Regions from separate parts of the Homo sapiens genome. Here region 1 is linked to region 2. Evidence: chromatin contacts called from ENCODE Hi-C or POLR2A ChIA-PET data. All regions are on one chromosome and are shown on one strand. Each heading gives the region's core, a stretch centred on a gene start or an enhancer-like site at or near the end of the contact. The rest is flanking DNA. Distances are from core to core; before and after follow the strand shown.

What was found. A loop is a pair of places that touch in the nucleus more often than their neighbours do. ChIA-PET counts read pairs that join two places held with the same protein, here RNA polymerase II (POLR2A). Pooled maps may share reads with other maps.
Region 1: POLR2A ChIA-PET joins it to region 2 with 10 read pairs in activated CD4-positive, alpha-beta T cell. The contact joins the promoter of NBL1 here to the enhancer-like site in region 2. A Hi-C loop is called at or near these places in 1 of 37 single-sample maps with no recorded cell type and 6 of 50 pooled maps. POLR2A ChIA-PET finds 5 or more read pairs at or near these places in 2 of 52 experiments (GM12878 and activated CD4-positive, alpha-beta T cell).

What each region holds. Positions count from the first base shown.
Region 1 is chr1:19,641,968-19,645,565 of GRCh38, reverse strand. NBL1 (NBL1, DAN family BMP antagonist) reads right to left here and starts at 1,255. Exons shown (of 4, transcript NM_005380.8): 1 at 1,120-1,255. All of the region lies in intron 1 of MICOS10-NBL1 (MICOS10-NBL1 readthrough), which reads right to left. RefSeq lists a silencer at 1,170-1,509 and an enhancer at 1,408-2,243.
Region 2 is chr1:19,122,657-19,126,296 of GRCh38, reverse strand. It overlaps UBR4 (ubiquitin protein ligase E3 component n-recognin 4), which reads left to right. Exons shown (of 106, transcript NM_020765.3): 65 at 1,607-1,756; 66 at 3,237-3,464. Among named protein-coding and RNA genes, the nearest start is that of UBR4, 86 kb to the left of the region's middle. RefSeq lists an enhancer at 2,945-3,640. Within about 2 kb of position 2,221, at least 4 of the 41 ENCODE cell types and tissues checked have a DNase peak (open chromatin) inside an H3K27ac peak, as active enhancers do.

The sequences.
Region 1 (3,598 bases), core at 6-2,505, 520 kb before region 2:
CCGCCAGCGCCCGGTCTTTGGCCTCCAGCCCTGACCTCTGTTTTCCTGGGGTGCCCCTAGTTACAGGCTGGTGGCGTCCAGCTTGGGGAGCGAGGGCCTCCGAAAGCCTGGAAGTGTGGCTTTCTCCCTTGATGCCCGCCAACCTCCGGCCACGCCAAGGCAGGCGGCTGCCCCCTTTGCCGCCGCTTGTAAACGATCAGAATCGCCCCGCCCTGGGAGCGGGCCGGGCAGGTGGCCCGCAGCAGGGCCTGTCGTCCAGCCGGCCTCGCGGGGGTGGAATTCTTAAGAAAACTGAGCCCCCGGAAAGGCTGGCTCTCCCTGCCCCAGACTCAATTCCAGGGAGATGACCCGGGCCAGGCCTCGGGGCCGGCGGGAGGCAGGGGGAGGGTTTGCCGCACCCGGTCTAGGAAACTATTCGTGAACCCCGCTGGGGGAAGGCGAGCCTCCGACACTGGGGGATTGTCTGGATCGGAGGGCGGGGGATCAGGGAGAGGCGCAGACACAGGGCGAGACCCCCACAGAGGGCAGCGCAGAGACAGAGAGAGGGAGAGAAAAGCCAGAGGCAGAGACACAAACGCGGGCAGCCGAACACGGAGGCAGGCGGGGAACGGAAAGAGACGGGCAGACCAGGGGAAAGTGAGCGGCGGAAACGGAGCGACGGAGAGACAGACACACGGACGTGGGGACCGAAGCAGAGGGGGCCGCGGGAGGCGGAAACGTCCAGAGCCGAGAGGCGCGGCGCGGCGAGGCCCGGGCACGGCCGGGGGACATGCGAGCCCGGCCCGCCCGGCCACGCATCTCCCTCCCTCGCTCCCTCTCTCCCCCGGCCGCGGAAACTCCGATCCAGAAACGGAACCCTGGGGCGAGTCTGGGGACGGGCTCCGGACGCGGCGGTGCCCCCCGGCCACCCCGTGCCGCGCCCACGTCCCCAGCGCCGGCGTCCGGAGGCGCCCGCCAGGTCCCCCAGGGCTCCTGAGCTCGGCGGCGGCGCCTCCACCCGGTGCCCGCGGCCGCCGGACGCGCCGGGGGACGCAGCTCCGGGCTGGGGGCGCGGCACTGCCCCCGCGGCCGAAGCCTCTGGAAGCCGGGCGCCCGCGTGCCGACCCGGGCGGGACTTACCGCGCGCGCCCGCCGGTCCTGCGGAGCTGGGTGCGGGGGTCGCGGGCCCGGGCGCCCCAGGAGGCTCGGCGAGGCGGCCGGCAGGGCGGGGGGCGGCCCCGCGACGCTCGGCTGGGCTGCGCTGCGCGCTGTCTGCGGCCCCGGGCGGGCGCGCGGCGCGGGGGAGCGGCTCCGACGTCAGGGTGGCTCCCTCCAAACAGGGCGCGAGGGCGGGGGCAGCGGGGAGGGCCGCGCGCAGAAAGAGCGGGCGGGCGCGCGCGGCCTCTCCCTCCGGGTGCGCAGGAGGGGGCGCCGCGGCGGCAGGGGCCCCGGGCCCTCTCCTGGCCCGCCCGCCCCGGGCTGAGCTTCGGCGCGCTCCGACGGCGTGGTGGGGCGGCCGGGACGCCTGGCCGGCGCCCGAGAGGCAGGGCAGCCCAGCCGGGCGCCCTGGCCCGTTCTTAAGCGCCCTCCCCGGGTTTCTCTGCGCTTCCACTCTCTCCGCCCGACTTTTACCGAGCCTGGGCCGTCAGGCCGTGCCAGGCCTCGGGGTGACAAAGATGGATGTGTCCTTTTTGTGGGCACCGGGCATTGCAGACTTGCCCCGAGAGTGGGGCGCCCCAGCCCGCCGCGTCCCGGCACCAGGAGTCCCCAGTTCTGCGGTGCACCTCATCCCGTCCGCTCCGGCATGCGACCCGGTTCAAGTCCGTGCTGTTGGTAGCCTGGGTTGCTCAGCCTTGCCTAGTGTTATCCTAGTGTCGCTCTCGGCCCCACGCCCTTGGCTTAAGCATCCCGAAAAGCCCCAGGGACTTATTAGGAACTAAAAAGCCAGCAAATGAACTCACTTCTCTGACTCCTGGGAAGAGTGGAGCTCCTGGCCCCAGCTTCCAGCCTCACCTCGGGGGTTCCTATCTAATCAGTGGGCACTTGGGTGGATTGCGGCCGTACCTTCTCTATTCTGTGTGCTTAACAACGGGGTGAGAAAATAACTTTGCTTCTGGAAAGTGGTGGCCCAGGGACACCACTGGGACACGATTGTAGGACTTGGGGATTTTGCTTTACAGCATAGTTACCTGTGTCCATGTGTTTTACCTAGCTTGGCTGGAAACTTCCAGATAGACACAGCCCTGCTTGTCTGACTCATGAGGTTGCCGGGCATCCTGGGTGGCTCCTAGTGGCCTGCTGGGAACTCCCTGGTGTACTCCAGCCTACTCGCACCCTCCACACCCAGCCTGCATCTGCGCCTCCTAGCTGTTGCCTGCGCCCTTCCCTCTGCCCGGAATTCCCTTCCCCTCCTTTCATCTCTGGCAAACATTCTTCCAGCTCCAGATTGGAAAGCCTTCCCAAGACCCTTTGGGAGCATCTCCCTCCTCCAGTGTGATCCTGGAGCACAGGATGAGAACTTCTGTTCATGTCAATTTCCCTCTAGAATAACTGTGTACATCTCTTGGGCAAACATTCTTCCAGCTCCAGATTGGAAAGCCTTCCCAAGACCCTCTGGGAGCATCTCCCTCCTCCAGTGTGATCCTGGAGCACAGGATGAGAACTTCTGTTCATGTCAATTTCCCTCTAGAATAGCTGTGTACATCTCTTTCCTCCATTAGACCTTGAGGGCAGGAATCGTGTTTATTTCAGTGTCTCCATTGCTTATGGGCAGGCCAGGTGAGATGTACAATGTATTTGGTTGAATGAAGTTGTTGTTGTTGTTGTTGTTGTTGTTATTATTATTATTATTAGAGACAGAATTTTGCTCTTGTTGCCCTGGCTGAAATGCAATGGCGTGATCTCGGCTCACTGCAACCTCTGCCTCCCAGGTTCCAGCAATTCTCAGCCTCCCGAGTAGCTGGGATTACAGACGCCCACCACCACGCCCAGCTAGTTTTTGTATTTTTAGTAGAGATGGGGTTTTGCCATGTTGCCCAGGCTGGTCTCCAACTCCTGGCCTCAAGTGATCCTCCCGCCTCAGCCTCCCAAAGTGTTGGGATTATAGGCATGAACCACCACGCCCAGCGAATAAAGTAATTATTATCCCCCATTAATGTAGCACAGATAGGTCTTCCCTTAATGGTAACTATGACCGTTATAATAGTTCACACATATTGAGCACCTTACCATGTGCCTCATCCCATTGCAAGCTGTTGCCACTCTCACAATAAACCTATGAGGTAAGTATTGTCTCTGTTTTAAAAGTGCCAGGCGCAGTGGCTCATGCTTGTAATCCCAGCACTTTGGGAGGCCAAGGCAGGAGGATCACTTGAGGTCAGGAGTTCGAGACCAGCCTGGCCAATATGGCGAAACCCTCTCTCTACTAAAAATACAAAAATCAGCCAGGTGTGGTGGCGTGTGCCTGTAGTCCCAGCTACTCGGGAGGCTGAGGCAGGAGAATCACTTGAACCTGAGAGGCGGAGGTTGCAGTGAGCCGAGATCGCACCACTGCACTCCAGCCTGGGAGGCAGAGTGAGACTCCATCTCAAATAAATAAATAAATAAACAAACAAACAAA
Region 2 (3,640 bases), core at 972-3,471:
GAATAAATGACCACTTCTCCCAACCTTCTGTGGGATTCTCATTCCTGCCTCTTTGTAAATTGGAGGAATTGAATGAGATCATGGTTATCTCGTTTCACATTAAGTTTAGAAAAAGATGAGAAGGTACAAGCTAATGTCATGAGTTGTGGGTCATGACATGTGTGTCAGATATTCCCTGTGCTGTCACCACTGAGAGGCCCTTTAACGTACTTATTAAGAAGATGGGCCTTCTGATCAGATTGATCTGGGATAAGTCCCATCTTGTGTTCTTACTTACCAGTCTTGAAGCATGGAGAAGTTCTGTCTGTCTAACCTCCCTAACCTTCAGCTTCTACAGCTGGAAAATGAGCATACAGATGGTATCTGCTTTACAGGGCTGTTGTGAGCATTGAATGAGGTGCCCTTTGTAAAGGACTTAGCACAATGCCTAGCATGTATCAATGCCCAGTCCGTATTAACTGATATCACCAGTCTCTTCCTCACTGCCCCCTCAGAATAGCTTTGAGTAGGGTAGGAATACGATAGGCATAGAGTGTGGATCTGATCGTTGTCTTGCTCTTTTTTCATGACTCTTTGGTGGTTTTCCATAACTTACAGGCCAAAGAGTTCTGGAGGACCCAGCCACCTGCTTGACTCTAGCTTTGTCACCTATAACACCCTACACGCAGCCCTGCCAGCCTGCACATTTCCCAAGGTGTGGCGTGTTGCCTTTGTTCATGCTGTCCCTTCTGGAATTCTTTCCTCTCCCTCTGCTCCCCTTTCTTCTCCTGTCTAGCGAATTCCTAGCCCATCTTCAAGATCCAGCACGAGCTTTGGATCCTTGGGAAAACTTCCCTAACATATACTCCCTGCCATCAAGTCTGCTCAAGAGAGCCTTGTCCTGGGTTCCCGGAGCACCCTGTGTGCTCCTTCACCTGTCTTCCCCTCTACACTCTCAGCAGAAACCATATTTTATTCCTGTTTACAACTCCAGTGCTTGATACAGAACTGATGAATAACTGGGAGTTGAATATGTGAGACACGTTGTGCCCTCAAACTCTTACAGATTCTTTTTATGGGACCACACAGCTTGCAGGATAGCTGTTGTTTCCACTGTCCTCACATCTCTCATTTACCTCTGCCTTTTTGTGTTACATGAAGCCAGGAATCTTGGCTGAGTTTAGTGATCTTGCCCACCTTGGTTTATTTAACAATTTCTTGTTATCATGGGAAATTTTGGTTCTAGGGATAGAATACATCTCATAGAAGTCAGAGATCCTTACTCCCTTTTTCTTTTTTTTTTCCAATTTTTTTGGCCTTTCTAGCACTCATCTTTATGTAGGCAGAGTACAATCAACCCAATGTCAAAAACCATAGAGTGAAATATTAGGACTTTTAGGAAGTGAGGTCTGCCTCCACTGTAACCTTTGCATGTAATTAAATTGGCCGCAGAAGCCTGGGCCTTCTGGGTTTATAGAATAAACTGTCAGTCAGTCTTGATTCCAGCTCTGAAAGGCACCCTTTACCACCTCCAACATGTAATACGTCTAATGAGCCAGGCTTTTTCCTAATTGTGGTCATGGAAAATCGATAGTCACAGGTTCTCATGCAAATTTTCTTCTCCCAGGGTCATGCTGCTGATGTGTTTGAGGCCTATACTCAGCTTCTAACAGAAATGGTACTGAGGCTTCCTTACCAAATCAAAAAGATTACTGACACCAATTCTCGAATCCCACCTCCTGTCTTTGACCACTCGTGGTTTTACTTTCTCTCCGAGGTAAGTGAAAGTCCCAAGCTGCATGCTTGTTGGGCTGAGGACACATCTGCATTCACCTCTGTGGGCCCCTTTCTTCCTCATCCTTACTTGGTATTTCCCCTTGCAGAGTCCCTTTCACCTTTGTAGGTCTTGGTCTTGCCCTTCTGGAACATACTGTGTGGTAGAACTGTGGGAGATGTGTATCAAACAAGCCATACTTTACCTTCTGATTCTGTGTGTTGAACTTCGCCTCACGTGCTGATAATGGGCAAGTTTAATAATTTAGGTTCTGTCAGAAAAACAAAGTATACTAGTTATCTTAATAGAGAGATTTCAATATGGGAAATTGGGTAAATGCTGTTGGACAACAAAAAAGATAAAAAGGAAACATGAGGTAACACAGGGATAGTAACTGCCTGAAGCAGTTATCAGGAAGTGGGTTCCCTGAGGGGATGTGATGCGGTTGATGCTGGGAGCAGTGAGAGAAGCTGATGATTAGAACTCACTGTGGCTGCCAGGGTGCAGGGCTGTTGCTAGGACTGCAGGCAGATGGGAAGAAGCAAGCCCCTTCTTCCTCCTGCTGCCAGTGTCCCTCCCTGTTGGCAGAACCTAAGAGGGAGCCAGCTGGCAAAGAAGTAGTGCATTGGCATAATTCTGGCCTCAGCATCACTGGGCAGTGTCAGTAGGGGTGGGTTGGGAACTGAGAGACAATGGCTTTAATAACCTTAGTAACCAGACAGCAACCCTGAGATAGATTAACTCTGGGAAGAATAATCTGTTAGCAAACCTCAGATGAGGATTTTGAGTTACATAGTTGTACCAACCCAATCTTCTCTTTAGCTCTTTTACCTGAAAAAGAGATTTGGAATGGTTTTTTTCTTGATAGTTTCCCTTTGGGTGGGCTGAAGTGGAGTCCAGCTTGCCTGTAGATTCCTAAGGGCACAAGGAAGAGATGCATGAATATTGGTATTTTCCTCTTTGATTTCTTTCTCTCCCTTTCTTTCTCCTGGTCTCATTAAAGGATATTTAAGTTTAAGAGAGGCTGGTTTGGTCAAGAGGAAATAGCTTGGTTTGTGTTTCTCCCCAGCCTTTGTTTTTTTTTTTTTTTTTAAGACCAAGTCTCACTCTGTTGACCCAGGTTGGAGTGCAGTGACACGATCTCTGCTCACTGCAACCTCCGCCCTCTGGGTTCAAGCAATTCTTCTGCCTCAGCCTCCCTAGTAGCTGGGATTACAGGCAGTGCTACCACGGCCAGCTAATTTTTGTATTGTTGGTAGAGATGGGGTTTCACCATGTTGGCCAGGCTGGTCTCAAATTCCTGACCTCAAGTGATCAGCCCACCTCGGCATTCCAAAGTGCTGGGATTACAGCTGTGAGCCACCGTGCCCGGCCTGTCCCCAGCTTTTAATAACAGTTTATTAAAACCCAGGGTGTGAGAGCCACAGTTGATATAGATACAGTCCCAGAGTCATTTACTCTTTGTGGTGTTTTTCTTCTCAAGTACCTCATGATCCAGCAGACTCCATTTGTGCGCCGTCAAGTCCGCAAACTTCTGCTCTTCATCTGTGGATCCAAAGAGAAGTACCGCCAGCTCCGGGATTTGCACACCCTGGACTCTCACGTGCGTGGGATCAAGAAGCTGCTAGAAGAGCAGGGGATATTCCTCCGGGCAAGTGTGGTTACAGCCAGCTCAGGCTCCGCCTTGCAATATGACACACTCATCAGCCTGGTACGAGGGCTGGGACCTGGTAGGGCAGGGAGGGGGGATGTGATAAGGCTTAGCCAAGTAGGTAATAGGGCTGGAGGTAATAATGCAGGACTTTTAACTGTGTTGACAATGGCATGGTTAGGGCTGAGATGAGGGTAAATCCATAACCCCTGTCTGGGTGCTGTACCATGTGTAGT